2 separate regions of the Homo sapiens genome follow, and region 1 is linked to region 2. A link is an interaction called in ENCODE POLR2A ChIA-PET data of the cell type or tissue named here. Cell type or tissue: GM12878. All regions are shown on one strand. Links, peaks and the distances in the headings refer to the core of each region. The heading gives the core; the rest is flanking DNA.

Region 1 (12,926 bases), core at 3,462-8,461, 54 kb before region 2:
AGATTTATGGAAAATGTGATGGCCTGTTTCAAATATCCCAGCACTAAAATGAGAAACACACTTAAGGATATGCCAACAACTTCATGGGCTTCTGTTGGTGAATCTCAGCCTTTGTAACTGTAGCATGTAAAAACCTGTTAGATGAGGATGGAAAATACTGTAATTTTTTTGACAAATTACTAAAAGTGTTTAACAAGGAAACAACCTGTTATTTTCATGAAAAGAAATAGTGAGTTATTTCCTTTTTTTACCAGCATCTTATTTTCTTCAATTTTAAAGAAATAACTATATTGTTATCCAAAAATGGGACACTTACCCGTGCAAATTGTAAACCAAAATGAATCATAAACCCCTGTAGTCAGGGAATGTTGAGGTGCTAGCAATCATAATAAAGTAGGAAGGGTTGAAGAAAGAATATGTAATCAGATATAAGGCAATCTCAGCACACAGGCATTTAACGTCTGCAATTTACCCACATATGTTTGGCAAACAAACCAAAAAAAAGGGTGAGAAAAAGAACCAACAATTTAAATAGTGTGGGCGACCCAACCAGCTATTCTCCTCCACTGAGCATATGCCTCAGAGTGCGCTTGAGGTGGGAGCTATCAATCTGCTGTTTCTAAGTCTGGTTCTAGTTCCCTTAAGTGAAAACCTAATGAGAACAGACACAGCTTTTACAATATGCACTAAGTGCAAGCTGACCACTTCATCTAATACTCAACTATAGAAATAACTGTATGCTACAAAGCTGGAAGAAAAAAATAAGCAGCACTGGATTTATCAAGAAATGGCGTACCTGCTTCCAATATGGCACCTTCCTAGTCCTTTCAAAATGCACCGCTGCACAGAATTCAGGTGACTGAACTAAATTTGTTCTTGTCAATTTTTTAAAATTCTATCAAGTTATTTGGTGGTTGCTGTCATCACAAGCATTCCACAAAAGAAAAGAAAGTGCATTCATTCATGTAGAGTCTGCATGGTATGAGTTTACAGAAATGGAAGTTTATGGAAGTTGAAATAGATCTCTTTATAGAATTGACTCCTCTATCCCAGAAATATGGAATATTCTTCTATAGATTCTTCTTAATGATGTTTTGTAATTTTCAGTACAAAAATAATGCATATCTTTTAATCAACTAATTCTTAATTGATGCTTTAAGAAGCTATGGATAATTGTGTCATTAAAAAATTTTGTTTCCTATGTGTCGCCAGTAAATAGAAAGTCAACATGGCAAGCTTTCAGTATTTCACAATTAGGTATATGTGTTATTTAGCAGTATCTAGTAGAGCTGAACATATGCATATCCTATCAACCAGCGATTCCACCCCTAGGTGCATATGTTCACTATATTTATAAGAATGATTATAGCAGCATTATTCAAAATAGCCTCAAGCTGGAAACCACTTAAATGTCAACCAACAATAGAATGGATAAGTAAACTGAGGCAAATACACCCTGGAATACTATATAGCAAAGAGAATGAAATCACTATAACTATATGCAACAGGATGAATCTCATAATATAAGAGTGAACAAAGGAAGCCAGATACAAAAGAGTACCTTCTGGATGATTTCACTTATATAAAAGATCAAAATGAGGGAGAACGAATCCATGCACATGGAAGTCAGTATAGTAGTTATAATTGGAGAAGGTAAATGAAAGGAACAGGAGAAAACTTTGGAGGGGCTTATAATGCTTTGCTTTTTGATCTAGGTGCCAGTTACATGGGTGTGTCAGTTTGTGAAAATTCACTGAGTTGAATAGTTACGGTTTGGGCACAGGGGCTTAAATTTCTACTTCGAAATGCAAAAATGGGGCTTCACTGATTTCTAGATTTAATGCATTGGGGATTTTTAAAAATGCAGAATTAGTATCACATATAAGGCCCATAGGACCCATCCCAACATACCTGCTGCCATTTAACCTTTTGCTTTATATTCAAGCCACATACATGTAACTCCATGAACACTCTATGTGCTCTCCCTCCTCCATTCATCACTTTTCCTGATATCTTATTTTATCAGGCACAGCATAGTATAGCCATAATAGCACGAATTCAGAGGAATTTGCCTTAATGCGAATGAAGGCCCTATTACTTCTTAGTCTTGTAATCTTGGGCAATTTACATAACAGTTCTGTGCTTCAGTTTCCTCGCCTGTAAAGTAGGATGGCAACAGAGTTGCCTCATAGATTCTGTTCAGGTGCCAACTTTCTGCTTGTCCGAACTGTTAAAGTAGTGGTCCCCATTCTGTGCTTCTTTATCCCTCATCACACCTCTAACTGAAATGCATTAGAGATGTTATTAGTTTGCTAAGTACCACAAGTTGAGTGATTTTAACAACAGTAATTTATTTCATCACAGTTCTGGAAGCAGGAAATCCAAGATCAAGGTGTTAGCAGAATTTGTTTCATCCTGAGGCACCTGTCCTCAGCTTTTTCAAAGATAGTCTTCTCCCTTTTTCTTCACATGGTCTTTCCTCCCCGCATGTCTGTGTCTTAATCGTCTCTTCTTATAAAGACACCAGTCCTATTGGATTGGGCCTACCCTAATGACCTCATTTAACCTTAATTATCTTTTCAAAGATGCTCTCTCCAAATACAGTAAATCACATTCTGATTTACTAGGAGTTAGGATTTCAACATATCAATTTTGGGGGAACACAATTTCGCCCATAAAAAGATATTTATCTCTCACTCTCCTGTAATTATGATCTCTTAGGGCCATGTCTTATTGTCTTTGTATCTCCAGCTCCAAACATAGCATCTGACAGGTGGGAGACTTTATAGTTCTTAGGAACTACAAAGGGAAAGAAGTTTAAACAAATAAGGTTATGGGAGCAAAATTTATTATTTATTGAAACGCATCAGTGATGTAAGGAAGGCAGGAAAGCAACATTCAATCAAGTAAATGATTAGAGTTGAAAACAAAAGTCAATGAATGCAATAAACTGACCCAGCTGGAACAGACAGAAGCATAGCTGTAATTCTACAGCAATCATTCCAAAGAGAAGTTTGTCTTTTCTTTAATAACAAATAGTTTTTTAACATTGATTTAGCTAGTAATTCCTGCTTCTCTGCCATTTTGTGTAAAACCCAATGGGGATAGGCTCTGTAGTTTTTTCCATTTTATTTTTGATTTAATTGTATTTTAATAAGCAATTAATTAACAGATTAAAATAATGATATAATAAGGTATAGGTTAAGAAACCCTCCTCTCACTTCTGTGCCTATCTTCTCCTTTTTCAGCTCTCCTCAAACACAGAATTTCTTCATGCAGTTGAGAGTACATGTGAAAATATATCTTATCCCTTTTCTCCTTTTTTAAACAAATGGTAGCATACTACATACACTGTTCTGAACTTTGCTTTTTACACTTCCCAGAATATCCTGGGGACTTTTCCATACCCATAAATAGTAATCTTCCTTGTTCTTTCATCCAGCTGTGCCGTATTGCACTGTGTGGATGTGCAATGGTGATACGGTTTGGCTCTGTGTCCCCACCCAAATGTTATCTTGTATCTCCCATAATTCCCACATATTGTGAGAGGGACCTGGTTGGAGATAATTGAATCATGGGGGCAGTTTCTCCCATACGGTTCTCATGATAGCGAGTGGGTTTCATGAGATCTGATGGTTTTAAAAAGCAGAGTTTCCCTGCACAAGTTCTCTCTTTGCCTGCTGTCATCCACGTAAGACATGACTTGCTCCTCCTTGCCTACCACCATGATTGCAAGGTTTCCCCAGCCATGTGGAACTGTATGTCCATGAAACCTCTTTCTTTTTTAAATTGCCCAGTCTGGGGTATGTCTTTATCAGCAACGTGAAAACAGACTAATACACACAGTTTATGTAACCAGCCCTCTAATGATGGATACTTGGACTGTTTCTCACAGGTTAACATTACAAATAATGCTAAAATGGATAACTCTTCCCACATGCCATTTAAAATATGTGCAGGTGTGTGTAAAGAATAAATTCCAGATATGGGTTTACTAAGTTAAAGGTTAAATGAGTGTATAATTTTTTTTTTCTTAAGATGGAGTTTCGCTCTTGTCTCCCAGGCTGGAGTGCAATGGTGTGATCTCAGCTCACTGCAACCTCTGCCTCCCAGGTTCAAGCAATTCTCCTGCCTCAGCCTCTCAAGTAGCTATGATTACAGGCATCTGCCACGACGCCCAGCTAATTTTTGTATTTTTAGTAGAGACAGGGTTTCACCATGTTGGCCAGGCTGGTCTCGAACTCCTGACCTCAGGTAATTCTCCTGCCTTGGCCTCCCAAACTGCTGGGATTATAGGCGTGAGCAACCATGTCCGGCCCCATAACTAATTTTGATACATATTTCCTGCTCTCCACAAGGGCTGTACCTGTTCATACTCTTATCAGCAATATATCAAAGAGCCTATTTCACCACAGTTTCACCAGCAAAGAACATTTCAAACTTTGAGTTTGATAATCTGACAGATGGGAAAAAAAAGATTCCCTGAGCTTATGTGGATACAGGCAAGGCAATACTATCCTACAGGTACTTAATCTGATATGCAAATTTCAGCTGAGGTTAGATCTTTATTTCTTAATTGTCTTAACTCCCAGTTTATCAATGATGGTAACTTATGATGAAGTAAGACCATGCAGGAAAGAGATTGTGGAGGATGGTGTGACTTCCTGGAGGTGAATTCTGCAGGTGAAATATAAGAATTTTACCTGCATCTCATGGTCCAGGCTAGATACTAGGTCCAAAGTAAATGCGAAGACAGCTAGAAAAAAAATGTCCCTAGCTGAGCATCCACTTCCTAGAAACAACCCTGTGACATGGAAGGAAAGAAGAAATCTTTGGAGGATAGTTAGAGGTCTCAGCCACAGAAATACATTGTTGTGTTCTGCTGTTATAACTTAATTTCAAGGGTTTCACACAAACACTGAACTTGAACATAGAAACCACTTTTGTTAAGCTGTGGAGTTATTTTTTTAATACAATTACTTCCCAAAACAATATTTTCTAAATTAGTCATCTCCCAAGTTCTTTGGCCTCAATGTCCTTATTTGTAAAATAAGAAAATTGAATTCGATCATTTCTAAGGATCTGCCAAGAAGCACCAATTGCAGGGATCTGGGATTGTTGTAGTTTAATGTTCCCTGCAGTAAATGAGTGGTTGGCCACAAGCCGATATCTTCAGTACCACCAAGCTGACTTTTTGGTTTCTTCCCTCCTCTGTCCTTCCTGGGTTCTTGCAAGAGATGTAGAAATACAGTCTTATCTTACTAGGAGGCTAACTTTAGGGAGGCATAGCTTCTGAAGATATCCTCAATCTCTTTGCACTTCTCAAATCAAAGAGGTTCCCTATTTGCTGCTGACTGAATTATCATTGAGTCATAATCTTACTGATAAAGGACTTTCATTAAATTAAAAAATATATATTGTTTCACTAGAAGAATTTATAAAGTGCCTACTGTGTCCAACTGAACTGTACTGAGGGTACAAAGATGAAAGAAGAAATTTAAACCCAGGAGAGGTATATGTTCTGACTCAGAAATGCAACAGTTAAGGGATAAAGAGGTACAAAATAGAGCTCCAGATCCAAAAGAGCTTATAATTTCTTTCAGCATATTTGGCATAGCCACACGAAAAGATGACAATATGAGATTACAAATCATTTTCTGCCAAGATGAGTAAACGGGGGAGGGCACACAGTGTGAATGAGGGCAGCGAGAGTCCTAACCTGAGTGACTTTTATAACATCAAGATGACGTTCCAACTGTGTAATGTGAAGCACAAAGGAAGCAGAAGCTCTGGTAAGCAATTCCCAACCATGCAAAGCAAACATGACCTCCCTTGGGGTCCTGCCCTTGACGGAGGCTGAGGTCGAAACTCCTTTCATTCTTGCCTGTAACCAGCACCTTTAGCTATGATGGGGAGTATATGCTTGTCAATCATGTGTTCCAATCAGAGAAGACACTAAAACCCATGTAGTCCAAGAGAATCTTTTCAGTGATAGATAAAACTCAGAAAGATCAAAGATCATCCATGCCTGAAACAGATGGAATTAAGAAAAATGCCATTAACCTCACCTCTATTCTCCTCTTGTTGACAGAGTTGATAGTCCAGGACCTGAGCTTGCTTTTGAAAGTGTTCCCTTTTAGAGTTGGGAGATCTTTTGTCTTCTTGTTTTTCCTCAGTATTTCACTTGGAGATTTAAGGCAAGAAAACATTTAAATTGTTTATCTCATACAATTGAAATGTCATTATTCTATGCTATCATGTTATTTAATTATTAGTGTTCTTCATTTTCAGGAATGTAAATGATGATTTTCCATTGTGTGGCTTACAAAAGAGTAATCCAGTTACATGTAACTGGGGCACAAAGGTCTATTAAACACAAGTCAGGAAACTCTATCTTCACCCCTGCACCTCTCCCTGCCTTCAGCAGCCACGAGGTAATACAAATTCTACTTACACATGACTTTCAGAACCAAAGCCATGTTTTTTTTAAATACATATCTGTGGCTTCTTTTTAATTTTTTATTTTTTTTTCAATTTTTAATTTGTTTTTATTATGTTTAGAGGTAGGGTCTTGTTCTATCACCCAAGCTGGTGTGTAGTGGCATGATCATAGCTCACTGCAGCCTCAAACTCCTGGGCTCAAGCAATCCTTCTGACACGGTCTCTATATGTCGCCCAGGCTGGCCTCAAACTCCTAAGCTCATTTGATCTTCTGACCTTGGCCTCCCAAAGCACTGGAATTACACACGTCAGACACCACACACAGCTCAGAGACATTTCTGAAAACAATAAAAAGAGTCAGCAAGCATGTAGCTGTGTGGTTTCCAATATGAGAAAAAAAAAAAAACAGGAGAGGAATAGCTAACCCTAGTTTATAGACAAAGAAACTGAAACACCACTTGTTTACATTACTAGGCCAACCCAGACTGGAACCCAGGTCTTTTGGTTCCAAGTTCAGTGTCCTTTCTACCATGTCTCTCTGTGAGTGTGGCCTTTCATATGCGCTATAGCAGAGAAATTAGTAGTCCACAGAACAGGAGGTCAGTGTTACAGCACACAGGTCCAAAGTCTTCATGTGATATCCAATACTTGATAATTACAATTAGATCTAAAAGGAGCTGAAGCTCTCTGGCCCAACCTACTCATTTTACAGATAATGACACTTAGACCCAAAGATGGTAGGTAACTTAAACAAAGTTGGAGTTAGAGAGTCCCCCATCTCCTAGTCCAAACTCATCACCCAACCATAAACTTGCCGGATATTTTGTCACATCATTCGATTGTCACTGCAAACTCCTCTAATCACATCTGATAAACTTGTTTTTTCAAGAAAACTGCATTTCTCTTTTAGATGTACATAATTCATCCTTAGCGACACCTCTCTCTCCTTTTCTCTTTTTTTTTTTTTTTTTTTTTTTTGAGACAGAGTCTCTCTCTTGCTGCCCAGGCTTTAGTGCAGTGGTGTAATCTCAGCTCACGGCAACCTCCACCTCCTGGGTTCAAGCGATTCTCCTGCCTCAGCTTCCCAAGTAGCTGGGATTATAGGCATCTGCCACCACATCTGCCTGATTTTTTTGTATTTTTAGTAGAGACAGGATTTCACCATGTTGGCCAGGCTGGTATCAAACTCCTGACCTCAGGTGATCTGCTTGCCTCGGCTTCTCAAAGTGTTGGGATTATAGGCGTGAGCCACCACACGTGGCCCCTGTCTCCTAATCATTTGTCTACCCTTCCTGTTTCCAAGCTCTGAGACTGAATATGATCCACACAGCAAAGACAAACATTCACAGATTTGTAGGGAACAGGCCAGGGCACCCCAAGTTTGGGGGAAGGGACAGCAGCTGGTCCTAAGTAGGTGAATACAAATGTTTCAAAAACTGCAGGATAGAGGCTAGAGTACACAAGGAGCAAGTCTGCCTCAGCTTCTGGCAAGGGCGTCTAGAAAGGAGGCATGTGCTAAGGGATCCTGAAATGTGACCTCCACATACCTGAGATGATTGTAGGGATGGGTTTGGGGCTATACGTTATTTATACCTTAGTGGGATGCAATTTAATTAAATTACTCTGCTTCTAACACATATTTGATTGAGCTCAGCCCCAGGAGGAGTGTAATAGCTGTAACTAGAAATGTAAGGAAGTAATTTTGAAAGGTGGGCAGTTCTGGAAAGGGCAAGCTTGCCCTGGGGAACTGCAGCATGAGGCTTTGGCACTATGAGAACATTGGTCTGTTAGGAGGTGGAATTCAGAGATAAGACTTGAGAAAGGGAAAGGGTGTCATGCAATCAGGAGCGAGGAATGGGAGGGAGGCAGGAGGCAGGTAAAGCCCCCAGTTTTCCAAGTCCCAAATCTGAGAGTTTCTTGTGTTGGTTTGAAGCTTTCTGAAACTTGATGAAGATTTAAGGCCTGCTGTTTCTTTGTTTTCCTCCTGGATAACTTCTGTCGGCACTTTACCCTCCCACAAAATAAACAGAAATGTTTATGAGGAGGATGCAAAGCAATATACTGTCAAGGAAGATGACACAGATCACCCACCCCTACAAGCCACGCACTGCAGCCGCCAGCTATGCAGGAAGGTTTTTAAATTGTGGTTTAGCTTTCTTGGCCCTGGGAGATTTTATTAACCCCCTGTAGCAATGGTTTCCATTTGAGGCCATTCCTTTTTTACTGGAAGAAGAGTGTGGCCGAACCCTGGTCACAGGATCAGGGATCTAGAAGCTGGCTGAACCCATCTCAGTCACTTGGTGGACTGATGAATGCGAAGTTGTTCAAAGAGGCAAGCTGCATCGTGTTTCTTCCCTGCTTAAACTTTCAATGGCTTCCAGTTGCCTAATGGAGAAGAGCCAAGCTCCTCAGTAAGGCCTGGTAAGGCTCATGCCTCATGGCGGAGCACACCTCACCCCCACCGCGCAAAGATCACCTCCACCTCCCAAAAGTGAATTTCCTAAAGTTTTCTAAATAAATTCAGCACCCTGCGGCAAACACCTCATTCTCTCTTCCTAGAATTAGCTTCTTCTCTACATCCTTTGATTGCCAATCCAAGCATCATACTGGGTAGAGAGAGGCAAGCGGGCAATAGAGACTGGAGCTCAAACTCTGGCTCCTGTTGACTGACTGGCTGGGCCAGTCACTCAGCCTCTCATTGCCTTGATTTAATCCTCTGCAAAGTGGGAAATAATACTAATCATAGTATTACCCTCACAGGATTGCTGGGAGGGTTACCTAAGTTAACCTACATAGCGCATTTGGAAGAGTGCATGGGATTTGATAAGTTCTGAACAAATGTTAGTCATCAGTCTGAGGTGTCTCTGCTAACCCACTCATGGTAGGTCAATAAGCTCCTGCTCTCTGCCACCACTGGGCTCAATATGTCCATTTGTTATCACATCTGTCACACTGGAGAGTTTTTTGTCATTTGATACCCTGTTTTCATCCAAAAAGGACTTGATTTGTGGTTCAGTCGCTAGCTTGCTTGTATTTATTGAGATGGAGTCTCACTGTGTCACCAGGCTGGAGTGCAGTGGTGCAGTCTCGGCTCACTGCAACCTCCTCCTTCCCAGTTCAAGCGATTCTCCTGCTTCAGCCTCCCGAGTAGCTGGGACTACAGGTGCGCGCCACCACGCCCAGCGAATTTTTGTATTTTTAGTAGAGATGGGGGTTTTACCCTGCTAGCCAGGATGGTCTCAATCTCTTGACCTCATGATCCACCTGCCTCGGCCTCCCAAAGTGCTGGGATTACAGGCGTGAGCCACCACGCCTAGCCAGCTTAGTTATTTATTTATTTATTTATTTTATTTATTTTAGTGAGTCTGTCTTCCCCATGGGTTGTAAACTGAGAGCACAGGATTTACGTTTATTGTGTGCTTAATTCCTAGACCAGTGCCTGGCACATGATAGATTTTCCATAAATGTTTGTAATGTGAGATGTAATTATTCCAGAAGAACATACAGAATGAAAAGTTCATTGACATGGCATCAATATCTGGAGGTTTCACTCTTGACTTTGCCTCTGACTTGTTCTTTGACTTTAAATAATTTTCTGGGCCTCATGGTTCCCATCTCTAAAGTAAGAAAATCTGGAGCTTAGCAAGGTAGGTCAGGGCCAGTTTTAGAAACATCTTAATGCTCAACTCTCATTGAACATTTCCTCTAAAACAATAATAAAATTCAATGAGGAAGGAAAATACTTTCTATATCAAAAAGACACCTGCACCTGTATGTTTATCACAACAATATTTACAATAGCAAAGATATGGAAACAAACTAAATGTCTACCAACAGATGATTGGATAAAGAAAATGTGATCTACATGCACAATGGAATACTATTCAGCCATAAAAAATGAAAACTAGATGAAACTAGGTGTCATTATCTTAAGTGAAACAAGTCAGACACAGAAAGACAAATACTGCATGTTCTCACTTATAAGTGGGAGCTAAAGAATATGTACACATAGATGTAGCGTATAGAAGGATAGACAATGGAGACTTGGAAGGGTGAAGGGGTGGGAGGAGGAGAATGATGAAAGATTGCTTAATGGGTACAATGCATATTAACTGAGTGACGGATACCCTAAAAGTCCTGACTTCACCATTATGAAATCTATGCATGTAATAAAATTATACTTGTACCCCATAAATTTATAAAAATACTAAGTAAATAAAATTCAATGAGAAATCAATCTATTGTATTAATGATTAAGATTTATAGTCAATGTTACTAGCATAGTGCCTAATATATAGTAAATCCTCAATACGTGGTAGCTATTGCTACATAGTACTGCTAAAATATTATTTTAATGCGAGAATAATATCCTAAGTATGTAACACATTTAACCATCTGTTATCAAATGTAGGTATTTTTTTCTAATATTCCTTATTTTAAATAAAGGAACATTGCAATGAATTTCCTTGAATATATGTTTTTATTTACTGCTATAAAAACACTCTTTCTTTAAACATGATTAGTGTCTTGGAAGGTATAAATGTGTTTAAGGCTTTGACACATATTGCCAAATTGTTTCCCAATAATTGTACCAAATTTCTCACCTGCCATGTATGGGATTGCTTGTCTTTCTTTATCTTCACCAGCAGTATATTTTATTGTTATTTAAATCTATGCCAATTGATAGGCAAAAACTAGTTATCTCTTTTTTATTTTGTATTTTTAATTACTAGTAAATTAATTTTTTATACTTAATAATTTATTTATTCTCTTCTATAAATTAACTTTTCACAATTCTTATGTTAAAATATATTTGGTTAGCCAAAAAAATAATGAGGGAGGCAGTTACACTAAAAAGTGTTTTAGTTAAAATGCACACAGATTACCTGGAAAGTTTTATCCCACAATTTGTTCTTAATCATTGACTATCTCATCAATGTTTTCTCAAACACAATTAGTTCTTCCCCTCCACCTCATGTCTCTTTCTTTCTGCCTTTTCCAGGGCTATATTCCAGTGTCACCTCCTCCAAGAAACTTCCTCAACTCTTTTTTGTCTTTTGCTTTTTTCTTCCAATTACACTATAGGCATCTTGGTTGCTGGGACTTGGATGTTATTTTTCTTTAAAATCTTCAGCCTCTAATATTGTATTCAGGGCCAGGCTTGCAGCAGGTCCTCAATGACTGGAAGATTCCATACCGTCAGTTTCATTAAGAGGGGCTTGCACTTGAGGAAGAGGAATACGAGCTCTTCCTTTGCAGTAAACTTATACGATAAACTTCATCCCTCTTGCAGGGCCATTCTATCTAATATGTTAATGGTCTTCACTCTATTTTATTGATATTACATCCTTTATCAATATCTAACAAATAGTTTTTAGTCCCCTCTTTTCTGTGATCGGTTGTTGCAGAAAGACGGAAGTAAGGGGAAATATCTGTTTCCCCAGAAATGAGGATTACCCAAGACCTAGCCATTTACTATCTATGCCAAAGAATCTCAGAACATGAACACAGGACTAAAAGCCATCTAAAGCAACACTGGTATCTTCTTAAGTGTCAGTTCAGTGATCTAAATGAGAGGAAATTAATTGAATCTATTTTTGTCTGGCATATTTACTGGTAGGGTAGATAGAGCCTAGGGTCAATTTTGCCAAGATTGGTTTAGGGATGCAGGTAGAGTTAACACTTGAAGCTCTGCAGATGTACTGCCCTCCTTATGTCCTTCAGAGCACAAGATGGAGTCAAGGGCTCAGTCTGAAGTCCACAGAGCCTGCAGCAAGTCCTGACATGCCGAGAGTGCTTTAGGTAAATTCCAGAGCAGAATATTCAACTTTACAAAATAAGCTAATTGGTAAAATGGAGGAAGACCTATAATGTAAAATAATTGTGTTATTTCATCTGCAAAATGTTGGATTACTGCATCTAGTAAGTGTCCTTAATACAACTAAGTCCTAGTTTTTAAGATTATCAGTCAATTGACAGGAAAGCTGTGAAGTAGGAAGCAAGAGTGTGCATCATCAAATTTAAAGGCAAAGGTCGAAAAGCTCAACCACTGAAGATGAATTCAAGATGAAGATGTGGTCCAGTATGTTTCAACAACAGTCACAAGAGCCTGGGGTTAGAGGTCTGCTTCTATTCCCTAATTAATTATGTGACCCTGGAAATGTTATTAAATCTATGCCTGTATTGTTTTCTTTATATGTGGTTACACTGCTATTTTCAAGATCTCTTGCCTTTTAGAATCCTGACACTCAATTACTCTACCCTGGTGTTAGCACAAATCAATCCTCCTTGTTTTTTGTCCCATGGTAAACATGTCTATAAAGCAAAGATGGTGACACCTGTTCTAACCTAAATGACATATGAGATCCTAGCTGGGTAAGTGCTGGGATACGCTCTAAGCGTTCCAAGAGAATAAGGCAATGCCATCACTACCATCATTTTTAAAACTTCCAGCTTTTTGAAGGGCTAGAATTCAAGCCCTTATG
Region 2 (12,926 bases), core at 5,218-10,217:
GGTGAGTGATTCAAGATTTATTGAACACTTGTTACACAGGCAACCTGTGCTTGGCTTTGTGCAGAAGAGAGAAAAACAAAGGAAAAAGAAAGGGAAGGACCCTGTATCATTGTGCTGTGTGCTTTGGCTACATTGTGTAATCTTCTCATCATTCATATGTAGTAGTTATTATCATGCTTGTTTTCCAGAAGAGAAGGAAGTAAGTTTCAAAGCTCAATATAAACTAAGACAGGCCTGTGCACACTTGAGCTTACACAGTGCCTTCTCTGGAGCCTTCCTGTAGAATTCTAGAAGAGAAGGAGCTAAGTCTCTAAATTCATCTGGGAAATGCACACCAATGTAACAAGTTCATATCTCCATAACTCAGCAGTCCATTTGCTTTATATCATATCTGCCTTCCAAAAGAAACCAAAAGATCACTTTGACTCTCCAAAACAGATTGCAAAAATATCAGTTTGGGAGCAATCTTCTTAACATCTTTATTGAAGTAAAATTGACATCCCCACACACAAAAAAAGCATTATGTCTAAAGTATACAATTTGATTAATTTTAACATACATTCATCACTGTGAAATCACCATCACAATAAAAAAAATAAGCAACCCAAAATCCTCACCTCCAAAGTTTCCTTGTAATTATTTGAAATTCTTTTCTCCTGTTTTTCATCCCACCTGCAGGCAATCACTGATCTGTTTTTTTCTAATTAGTGCTCATTTCCTAGAACATCATATAAATGGAGTCATACAATATGTATGCATTTTTAAATCTGACATCTTCCATGCAACATAGTTATTTTAAGATTTAGCAATGTTGTTGAATGTATCAATAGTCTACTCATTTTCGTTGCTAAAGATTATTCCTTTGTATGACTATACCACAATATGTTTATGCATTCAACTGTTGACGGATATTTAGGATGTTTCCAATTTAGGGTTACTGAAAACAAAGCTATATAAAAATTAATATGAAAGCTTTGTATGAATCTATGTTCTTTTTTTTTATGGTTAAATACTCAAGAGTAGAATAATAGGTCTTACGAGAGGTAGATTTTTAACTTTTTAAAAAACTCTCACACTGCTTTTCAAAATAGTTATACCATCTTACGTTCCAACCAGCAATATAGGAGAGTTCCAGTTGTTCCACATTGTTGTTAACACTTGGTACTCTCAGTCTTCTTATTTTAGTTATTACAACAGAGTGTAGTGGTATCTCACTATGGCTTTTAATGTGTATTTTCCTAGTGACTAATAATATTATGACTATTTGCCATTTGAACATCTTCTATGGTGAAGTGTCTCTAAAATTCTTCACCCATTTTTTTAAATTGGGTGTTTTGTCTTCCTCTTATTTAGTTGTATGAGCACTTTATATATTCTAGATGCAAGTTCTTTTTTCTATATATGTTTTACTATGTTTTTCCCAAAGTGGGCCTTTGTATTATCCTTTTTATGACAGTGTATTTTGAACAGCAAATGTTTTTAATTTTGATGAAGTCCAATACATCAATAATTTTTGTAGATTGTGCCTTTGTATTGTCTTTAAGAAATATTTACTAAACTGTAAGTCACTAAGATGTTTTCCTGTGTTTTATTTTTAATGTTTTATACCTTTAGCTCATATTTAAGAATAAAACATATTTCAAGTTAATTTTTCCATACGGTGTGAGACAAGGATTGAGGTTCCTTTTTTTTTCTTTTACAGATAGCTATCCAATTATTTCAGCACTATTTGTTGAAAAAAATTATCCTTTCCCCATTGAATTTCTTTGGCACCTCTGTAAAAAATAAATTAACCATATACATGTGGATCTGCCTTCAAAGAAAAACCCTAAGGTACCTTTAAAATTATAGAACAGATTGTGAAAATATCAGATAGGACAGCATTTTTTTTAATGTATTGTAGAATAATTCATTGAAAAGATGAGTTGACATGACTGTTATGCTTTGAATCTGAATCTGCAATGCTCATTAATAATTTCACAAGTTTGGCACCAAAAATTTGTTCATCAAAGAATATGTTCAAGTTCTTTCTTTGAGAGGTCTATAGGCCAGAAGGAATAGGAAGCATATTTAATTCATACCCACCATACCAAATAGAAGCTGGTAAGGGCGATAAGAGAGGGACAGTTAAAAGTATTCAGAGACATTAAGAAAGGTGAAAGAATTAGAAAAGAATTTTCTAAAAAAATTCCCAGTTAGGGTATTCAGGGGAGCCTTCTCACTGAAGAGGACAGAAGGGTAGGATTTGCACACATAGAAGTGAGAAAAAGTGAATTCCAGCAGGAATAAAATACATGAGCAGAGGCATGAAGACAAAAAAACACGGGGCACATCACAAGAATAAAATGTAAACTGAAGAAAAATGTGAGTAATAGTATGTTTTCCATTCCACAATATTCCTTGCAGATAAGGATGTTTAAAGAGTTACCTTATCTGGAGGGAAATGAACCAGTAAAAAAAAAATACAAAAACAAAAAAAAACACAAAAAACAGAATTCCAAATTCCAATATCTTGCCCAGTCCACCATTCAATCAATTTAAACTGGAAAATTCAAAGAAAATAAATAATTTATTTCTTTAAAACAGTTTAACATTTCAGGTAGAAAATATATAAAAGCAGATACCCAGGTCAAACCACCTTTCTCCACAAAGTCTTCCCTAGATTTTTCCAGAACTTGAGCTTCTCTGAATACTAACAACTTCATTACAGCATCTTATCAAGATACAGTAGTTCCCTCTTATCCAAGAGGGATACATTCCAAGACCCCAAGTGGATGCCTGAAACTACAGCTTGTAATGAATCCTGTATATACTACTTTTTTACTATACTTACACACCTATAATAAAATGTAATTTATAAATTACACACAATAAGAGATTAACAACAATAACTAATAATTATAATAATATTACAGCATCACTACTACTGTGGCTTGGGGCTATCATTAGGTCAAATAAAGGTTACTTGAACACAGAAACTGCAGTACCATGACAGCTGATCTGATAACCCAGACAGTTCCTAAGTGATTAATGGGCAGTGAGTGTCTACAGCCTGCATGCTGGACAAAGGGATGATTCATGTGCTGGGCAGAATGGGAAATTTCATCATGCTATTCAGAATGGCGCCCAATTTAAAACGTATGTATTGTTTATTTCTGGAATTTTCCATATGTTTTTAGATTGTGGTTGACTTCAGAAACCACAAAAAGTGAAACTCTGGATTTCACCTGGACTATTAGATACCAGATATTCTCCTGTGTATTTAGTCTTGCCTCATAAGTAAATATGTCTCTTCCTTGTTTGAATACACAATTCTACCTTTTGGCTGATAAAATTTCTCAGAGTGCACTTTTAGTTTACATATATACAGGAAATATCTTCTTCCAGAAATATTTTTGTTTTGTGATTCATCCAGCAAAGGTTGTGAATGTTGTTGGAATTAAGGTTATTTCTCAAAGGCTAATCTGTTTGTGGTTTGTTTTGAAGCAGCATGCTATCATCCTTTTTATAGCTCCATATCAGCTTTATGTATAATTCAATCAATACCTTGGGGCACACTATTTGATGATTACAATAAAAAAGAGATCTATTTTGTTGTTCTTTGTGAAGCTACTTTCATTATCACGTGTCACTCAGTTACAAGAGTTTATGGGACCATTTACACCCAATGGACACTTTAAACATGCGGTTTTTATGACAAGTAAACTCCAAGATAAATGAAAACATTTTAAAAAGATATTAGGAGCCTTTCCTTGGTCTTTGATTGATATGAATTGGGGTAGTAAAAAGGATTTTCTTTTGTATAGCCCTGCCTGTTACAAGTCGCCAGAGAAATGGTGCTGAGATGAAGTGCTCCAAATAGCTAATGGCCTGGGCTTGTTCACTCAGTACCAGCAGGGTCCCTAAAGCTGAAAATAAAAAATGAAAAATAGGCAAATGATTTTTTAACCAATATACAAATACTTCAGGTCACCTAAACACATTTTGCACACTTTCTACAAGACTAGTTCAAATGTGGTCAATAGCTACCCCTCTGCTCTCAAATAGCAACCCCCATCAATTAGTGCTCCCCAAAGCATTATTTTTAATAGAGCAATGAACTGTTTATTACAAATAGTTACAAATACATTGATTTGTTTTGTGTTTTTATTCTTTTTTTAAGTTAATTTCAACTTTTATTATTGATTAACGGGCACACACACAGGTTACATGGGGTTAAATTGTGTGATGCTAAGGCTTGGAGTCCCCGTAATCCAGTCACCCAGGCAGTAAGCACAGTACCCAACAGATAGTTCTTTAGCCCATGCCTCTCTCTCTTCCCTTGACTTCTAGTGGTCCCCAGTGTCTAATGTTCCCATCTTTATGTTCATGTGTATCCAGTGTTTAGCTACTGCTTATAAGTGAGAACACGTGGTATTTGGTTTTCTGTTCCTGTGTTAGTTTACTTCGTATAATGACCTCCAGCTCTATCCATGTTGCTGCATATTACGATTTTCTTCTTTAAATCTACACAGTATTCCATGGTGAATATGTTCCACATTTTCTTTATCCAATCCCTTGTTGGTAGGCACCTAGGTTGATTCCATGTCTTCCCTATTGTGGATAATGCTGCAATGAACATACGAATGCACGTGTCTTTTTGATAGAATAAATTATTTTCCTTTGGGTATGTACCCAGTACTGGGATTGCTGGCTGGAATGATAGTTTTATTTTAAGTTCTTTGAGAAATCTCTAAACTCTTTCCATGGTGACTGAACTAGTTTGCATTCCCACCAACAGTGTATAAGCATTCCCATTTCTCCACAGCCTCGCCAACATCTGCTGTTTTTTGACTTTCCATTTTATTTATTTGTATTTATTTATTTATTTTGAGACAGAGTCTTGCTCTGTTGCCTGGGCTGGAGTGCAGTGGTGTGATCTTGGCTCACTGAAACCTCTGCCAGGTTCAAATGTTCAAGTGATTCTCCCTCCTCAGCCTCCCAAGTACCTAGGATTACAGGCATGCATCACCACACCCAGGTAATTTGTATATTTTTTTGTAAAGATGAGGTTTTGCCATGTTGGCCAAGCTGGTTTAGAACTCCTGGCCTCAAGTGATCCACCCACCTCGGCCTCCCGAAGTGCTGGGATTACAGGCGTGAGCCACTGAGCACAGCCTTGTTTTTTGACTTTTTAATGATAGCATTCTCACTAGTGTGAGATGATATTTCACTTTAGTTTTGATTTGCATTTTTCTGATGATTGGTGATGTGAGCATTTTTTCCTGTTTCTTGGCCACAAAAGCATCATTTCTTGAGTCATTAATCTATTTTGGTCTCTAAGAAAATCATTTAAAATGCAAGCCCCTTTAATTGGACAAAATTGAATATGAACTATGTGTTAGGTAGTACCATTGTATCAATGTTAATTTTTTTAATTTGATGAATTTTACTGTGTGGTTATGTAAGCAAAAAAAAAAAAGAAAAGGTTTGTGTTCTTATGAGCTGTATGCTGAAGGGATGAAGAGTCGTGACCTCTGCAAATTACTCTCAAATGGTAGAGCAAGATGATAATAATATAATAATCATCAAGATTATAATAGTTATGAGAATAAATATTGTGGATGTTTTATGTAAAAGAGAAAGAGATAAAGCAAATGTGGCAAGATGTTAACAACGGATTGCATTTAAGTGAAGGAATATGGGAGTACAATGTAATATTCTGGAAACTTTTCCTTAGGTGTGAAAAAATTTTAATAAAAAATTTATTTGAGCAGGACTAAGGATCCACCTGACCAAAGAAGCACCCACAGAAAATGGTACCCAAGTGGTACCTAAAGGAGCAACTGTCCCCTGAATGCCCCTTTGCCAGGTCTGTCCCATAGACCCTGGCCAAGTGAGGGATGAAAGGAGTACTCAGACACAGGTATGCAGTGTAAGAGCAGCTAGGGGACTGCCCAGCACTAGTGGCAGAAGAGTGAGTCGTCCTGAACAGCTGGAGCTGCTTGCTTTTATTCAGTACAGACATAATGTCTAAAGCCTGGAGCAAACACAATCTGCAGGTAATTAACATTATTGTTCCCCCTTTCAGGGAGCAGTCACGCATGCAGATGATCAAACGTCAGTTTCCAGACAACATAAGTAAACAAGCCTATTTAAGATAAATTCCCCTACACACCCTTGTACCTATTTCTTCACCCTCTGCATCAAGGTCAGAGAACAGCTGCCTTCAGCTTATTCTCCTCTAAAGCTATGCAGAGCCTTCCAACCTTTCAGAAGGCCTGTTCCTTTCCCTATAGCTTCTCCCACAACTCTGACTGATCTGCTATACCCCTTAGCAATTTATTTCTTTAAACTAAGCCATTGCTGTGCTACATCTACTCCAGTATCTGTAAACCTCCAGCACACTCCTTAGCATCCCTGACTATCCATTCTAGTCATTGTCATCACATGACTTGCTGGCATTTTCTTCACCTCCAGGTTAACCTGTTGACAATATCTATCTATCCTGAGTTGCTGTCTAGGAAGATGTGTCTTTATCACATCCCTTACCCACCCACCAATTGTCAACAGGCCAATAGCATATTCCATCTTCCTTCCTCCAGGATCTGCTCCATCAGTGATGCTCGCCCCTCTTGTGAGGCCACACTTACTTCTCCACTCAGCCTCTTGCTAGTTTTCCCCTCCTCTTGACCCCACCCTGCCTCCCAGCATATGTATGATCTCCTTTCACAACTTTTGAAGTATAAATAAAGGTGACAATGAGGTACCCTCAACTAAGAAACTGGGGAGTGGGGAGGAAATGAGAATTAAACTACAATCATGTATGGATCACATGTTATGGATCAAAGTGGAAACCTACAAGTTACTTTAAAGAGACTTAGTGGTTCTAAAGTCAAAGACTTGGCAAAAACGGGATAAGTAATATCAGTATAGTTATAGAAACAGTGTGGTAATTACCTAGAAGGTAAGTTCAGAAACACAGTAAAGGGGAAACAAAGACAAAACTATGGTGATAGAAATCAGAACAGTGGTTGCCACAGAGTAGAGGGAATGGAGGAGATTGATTATAAAATGGCAAAGGGGAACATTTTAGGGTGATGGAAATAGTCTAAATCTTGGTTATGGTAGAGATTACAAGACTGTACACATTTGTCAAAACTCATCGAATTGCACTTATAAAATTAGTAAATTTTACTGTAGGCAAATATAAGTCAACAAAGTTAATTTTAAAAGTATACCAGTTTTTATTAGTAACAAGATTGGGAGGACACAGCTCACAACTGATTACCACATACCTATAGGAAAGACACCCTGTTTATGAAGCTGTATAATGAAAATGTGTACACTCTTCTGCTATACCCCTCAGGGTCAAAGTGCCCTTCCCAGTCAGTGGTAGTTGCTCGGAAACTGCTTTCCTCTGGGAGCTTCTAGCCTGCACAGAAGCCTAACTGCATGATGTATCACAGTAAAATTGTCCTTTATTTGAATATACTGAGAATTTCCTTCTTGCACAGAGTATACTCATGACATTATAACCTTTTCGGAGAGCTGAAAGGACACACACAAACTTCTTATTTGTTATCAGATATCATTTCACCCACACTGAGCTTAAAATGACCAATAACAGCACTAAAAAGTATGTCCTTCATGTTTCTCTATTTCACTGGGGGTGGGAGGGTAAGACAAAGAAAAAAATGCTCTAATTGTATCCAGGATGGATTTTTCTCTTTTGTTAGGTTCAAATAACAAACCTAGGAAATTTTAAATCCTGGAAGTCCATCTGTCAGCATCTGGTTCCCCAGAGACCAAGAAAATGCTTTCATTTAGCTGAAGGCTGCTACTGGCAGCCACATACCCGCCTGAGAAAATACATCATTTTTTGCAAGTGTGAAAATGACTGCTAAGGGGAATAGGAGCCCTAGTTACATGCCCCATTTCAGAGCCTTCAGCCCCAGCTGCAGGGACCAAATAAGACAGTGATGGCCCTGGGGATTTAAGAATTCAGTTTCTCTCTGACAGCCTCAAAAACCCCAGGCCACATTGAGAAAGAAGAACTGCCTCTGTCACTAGCTCAGAAAACTCATCAATGGCAGGGGCCCAATCTTGGCTCCAAAGGAGCCGTTGCTGGCCCCTCACTTATCTTACCTATATGAGTGAACGCTGCCATAAAAGGTAGCTCTAGACCTACAGCTGCAGGCAAAGAAACTCTCTTCCTCTTGATTTACCATTCTCCTAAGCTGCCTGCCCACTCTCCAGCTTAGTAGAATTCCTGACCTTGCATCCCTGACTGCCATCTGCCCTGCCTCTTCCCACATCTCCCCTCCCACACATCTTGGCAACACCTAGACTGAACAGGCTCAGGCCCCAACATGATTCTACTGCTTCTTTCATATTCATGAATATGTTCAGAGATGTTTATTATTACCTAGATTTACAAATCATAGTTTAGCATATCGTTTCTGACATAAAATACAGAAAATTCTAAAAGAAAAAAATTCAGTGCCCCTTCAGACCTTCAATAAGAGTTACTATGTACAGTAAAATGATAAGAAAGGAAACCCTCAGCTATTCTGAGATGCAAATGCTAGGTGGTCAGCTAGGTCCACACTCAAGCTCATCACTGCCAGAACTTTTACACCTGGCTCTCAGCACATACAATTCAAATTTGTGCCTTAAACCTAGTGCAAGTGGCCAGGGAGCCCCAAAGTCTGAAACACAGAAAGCCAGGACTGTTAAATCTCAGACCACCGAGGCTCCTATATCACCACCAGCACCTGTCTACCCGTCAGGCCCATCCGGCTCCACAGAGAGTGGCAGCCCCAGGCTACATCAAGACCTCGATTTGACTAGCTGAACCCACCTGCACAAGGAGGGGAACAACAGACCCCTTGCTGTTAAAGGGGGCCCAGGCTTCATGTGTGTGCACAGCAGTTTGGCTGAAATGGAGACATTACAATTAATGCTCCTGATGGCCAGAGGCACAACCTTTTTCTCCCCTGCAGGTTGGAAAGTCCTCTTTCTGTTGTGATGGAGTCCTGTTGGTTTTCATTTATATTTTTCACTGTCACATTGCCTATTCTCTCCACCTCACTATCACAGGTCAGTCCCATTAAATCATGCCTAGATGGTTATGCTAACCCTTCCTGGCCTGGCTTCCCAGGCTCAACCCTAGGGGCCAGGTAGATGGACACTAAACCACCACCTATATTTTCCTCTTATATTATTTTTGAGAAACATCAGTGAGTCCCTTTGATTTAAATATTGTATTAGTCCATTCTCACACTGCGATAAGGATACTATCTGAGACTGGGTAATTTATAAACAAAGGAGGTTTAATTGACTTACAGTTACGCATGGCTGGGGAAGCCTCAGGAAACTTATAATCATGGCAGAAGGAGAAGCAGGCACCTTTTTCACTAGGAGGCAGAAGAGAGAAGTGCAATCAGGTGAAATACCAGACGCTTGTAAAACCATGAGATCTCGTGAGAACTCACTCACTATCACGAGAATTCCATGGGGAAAACTGCCCCCATGATCCAATCACTTCCCACCGGGTCCCTCCCTCGACACGTGGGGATTATGGGGATTACAATTTAAGATGAGATTTGGGTGGGGGCACAGCCAAACCATATCAAATATCAGCTCCAAATGTCTTGGCCCATCTTTCCGTGTCCCCCTACCCTACACAGCCTCTCTCACCATTTTCCAGAATGTACCTCCAACTCCAGCTGGACAGATTTACTCACTCTTCCTTGTTCGCTCGGATTGGTACTCATATCTTTCCTCCACGTCCAATTTTCTCCTTTCTTATCTCTGGTATAGAAACCACACCCTCCCCTTTTCTTTATGGCCCAGAACAAGACTTAGGTTCTCAGTGAAGCATTCCTGAAATGTCTTCAGCTGCCACTGTCTTTTCTTCCTTTTCTGGTGTCCTAATGCATCTGTAATTCACACCACACAGGTTAGCACTTCATTGTTTGCAAATTGTTTCACATGTGTGTTTTTTTTTGTACTTTGAGACTTACCCTGTATCACGCTAATACCTGCAGAGTGCTAGACACCTGTGGGAGACTTCCCAGTTGATTTCTGGGCTGAATCAATTTGCGAACAATTGTAAAATTCAGTAATCACCATGTGAAATATTCCCATTTCCCATGTGATTTGACATTTTTACCCAGGAGAACATCTCTCATCTTTTATGCTGCTACTCCACGGCTTTGATAAATAGAGTTCACCTCAAATCTCCCTTCAAACCATATTTAAACTTCCCCCCTTCCAGCAAAGACTCCAGGCTAGATTTCATTGAGCCAGTCAGCTTTGCTAATTTGTAACCAATTTTTGATTTACTAAATGGCAGCATTCAGCTGGAGGACAGATGGAAAAGCTGCAGGTAACTGCTGACCTTCTGATTAGAGGGATTAGATAACCATACCTGATTTCACATTCAGATTATCTACAGAGATTGGATATGAAAGATCTTTCCAAGGGTTAGAGGGAGGAAAGAAAGCATATGGCCCCAAAATGGCATGTGGCTGAAGGATTTATGAATTAACAGAAGAAGGGATTTATTATAACCTTCAAGGCAGATAAGAAATATGCTGGTGCTGTGCTTTTCTGAAAAGCTGAATGCCATTCTGAGAAGGCTGGTTCTAACAGGGAACTTTTATTCTCTAAATAAGTAGAATATACTATTACCAATCAGGGCTTTTGCTCCTAATGAGAGGTACTGATGGCTGCTATCACTAAAGCATCCTGAAAACCTGTGACTGCTCTGTGGCGAGCAGGCCAACTCCAGGCTCAATTGTGCAATACAGGGTGTTTGGTTTGGTTCCCGTCTCACTTCCCCTTTTCTTTCCTCCTTCCTTTGTGTCCATATCTCTTCCAAATCCCCTTCCCAGACCCTTCATGAATATCTCCCGTATTAGCCATCTGTGATGGTTACTACTGGATGTCAACTTGATTGGATTGAAGGGTGCAATGTATTGATTCTGGGTGTGTCTGTGAAGGCGTTGCCAAAGGAGATTAACATTTGAGTCAGTGGACTGGGAAACGCAGATCTACCTTCAATCTGGGAGGGCACCATCTAACCAGCTGACAGTGTAACTAGAATAAAAGCAAGCAGAAGAACGTGGAAAGATTAGGCTTGGCCAGGCACAGTGGCTCACACCTGTAATCGCAGAACTTTCGGAGGCTGAGGTGGGCGGATCACTTGAGGTCAGGAGTTCGTTCCAGACCAACTGGCCAACATGGTGAAACCCTGTATCTACTAAAAATACAAGAATTAGCCGTGTTGGCATGCACCTGTAATCTCAGGTACTGCGAGGCGGAGGCGGAGGTTGCAGTGAGCTGAGATCACGCCACTGCACTCCAGCCTGGGTGACAGAGGGCAACTCCATCTCAAAAAAAAAAAAAAAGATTAGACTGGCTTAGCCTCCAAGCCTACATCTTTCTCCCATATGCTGGATGCTTCCTGCCCTCAAACATTGGACTCAAGGTCCTTCAGCTTTGGGACTTGGACTGGCTTCCTTGCTCCTCAGGTTGCAGATGGCCTATTATGCAACCTTACCTTGTGATCTCGTGAGTTAATACTCCTTAATACATTCCCCTTTGTATATACATCTATCCTATTAATTCTGTCCCTCTAGAGAACCCTGACTAACATACCATCTCACCCCTTTGCACCCTTTTTCTCACTTGTATGCCCATCACAAATTCCTCCCAGCCCAAGGTGAGATTCACACTATGAATGATGGAAAGAGAACTCCGGGAGTGACTTCCCCTCCCCAGGAGCTCAGATAGCCATTTGAACATGGAAAAGACTAACATAACCCATGGAAGTGACAGATTTACAGTTAAATTTTGGAAAGATGTTTTGGCCTGAGGATTATCTAAACACATATTACATTATAGACCATCTGGGTGTTATGAAAGCTTCAGAAATTGTATAGAGTTGGGTAGCCACAGACAAGGTAGGTACAGGAGACTCCGATGTGACCTTGAGGGGCAGCATCAGACAGGCATGGTGGGTGCCTCCAAAGAGGAAGAACAGTGTGCAGGAGTGAGTTGGGTGGCTACCAGTCCCGAGGATTATCTGGATTGGGGAAAAGCAAGCAAAGTGAATTCTGGAGAACCACTTGGTGATGAGTCATGTAGATGCCATGTCTGACTCAGCATAATGGGAGGGGAAGACTTCTGCCTTTTCCACGGTGGCTTCTGGAAAGCCACAAAAATGAGCAGCACTAACCTGTCACAAACGAACTTCAACCTTAAAGGAGAACCAAGGCCTCCTGGAAGGTTAGCAACAGAAAGACAGCTAAATTTTCTTTCTGTAGATTTCTTTTTTTTTTTTTAAGTAAAAAATGACTACTTGCTATTTATGTATATCCCAAGAAAATGCAGAATTATACCTTCAATCACAGTTTTTTTTCCCTATGAGCCTATTTTTATATTCACCACAGACTAGTAACATTTCTCCTTCAGAGATTGTCTAGAAAGATTGCACTGTCATTAGAAGTTTCATGTATTCACGTTAGAATAATGTGGACCAAGTACAGACATGAGAGCATGCCAAGGGTATTTGTGGACTGGAAAACATGACAGGCAACAGAGCCTACATGAGATGTGCCAGAGAGTGCAAGACGTGAGACTAGAAGGGCGAGTCTGGGTCTGGGTGCCCAAGGGGCTCACTGTTGGATAAGAAGATTGAGTTACAACACTGGCCGAGCATTTTCCCATTACCTCGTTCAGATAGCAGAGCATCCTCTCAAGTCTGGTGTTTCACTTCTCCACATTTACAAGTGCAGAAACTAAGGCTCAGAGAAACTAAGTACCTTGCTCAAGATGAGAAATCAAGCCAATAACAGAGCTAGGATTTGAACTCACTCCTGTACACCTCAAAGTGTGTTGTACTCCTATCTCTACTGTTAAAAGAAAAACCTTAGACA

Evidence for each region. ChIA-PET counts read pairs that join two places held together with the same protein. Peaks named below come from ENCODE experiments on the same cell type or tissue, not always from the same donor. Only the 100,000 strongest peaks of a DNase experiment are listed, where the experiment ranks them.
Region 1: POLR2A ChIA-PET joins it to region 2 with 8 read pairs; 2 of 35 experiments call an interaction of 5 or more read pairs at or near these places.

Annotation. Positions count from the first base shown.
Region 1 is chr18:42,235,873-42,248,798 of GRCh38, reverse strand. The region is part of intron 3 of LINC00907 (long intergenic non-protein coding RNA 907); the gene reads right to left. Among named protein-coding and RNA genes, the nearest start is that of LINC00907, 56 kb to the right of the region's middle. In GM12878, for the core only: no CTCF peak of the experiment used is centred there; no DNase peak of the experiment used is centred there.
Region 2 is chr18:42,183,164-42,196,089 of GRCh38, reverse strand. It overlaps LINC00907 (long intergenic non-protein coding RNA 907), which reads right to left and starts at 9,422. Exons shown (of 10, transcript NR_046174.2): 1 at 9,328-9,422. In GM12878, for the core only: no CTCF peak of the experiment used is centred there; a DNase peak (open chromatin) is centred at 7,949.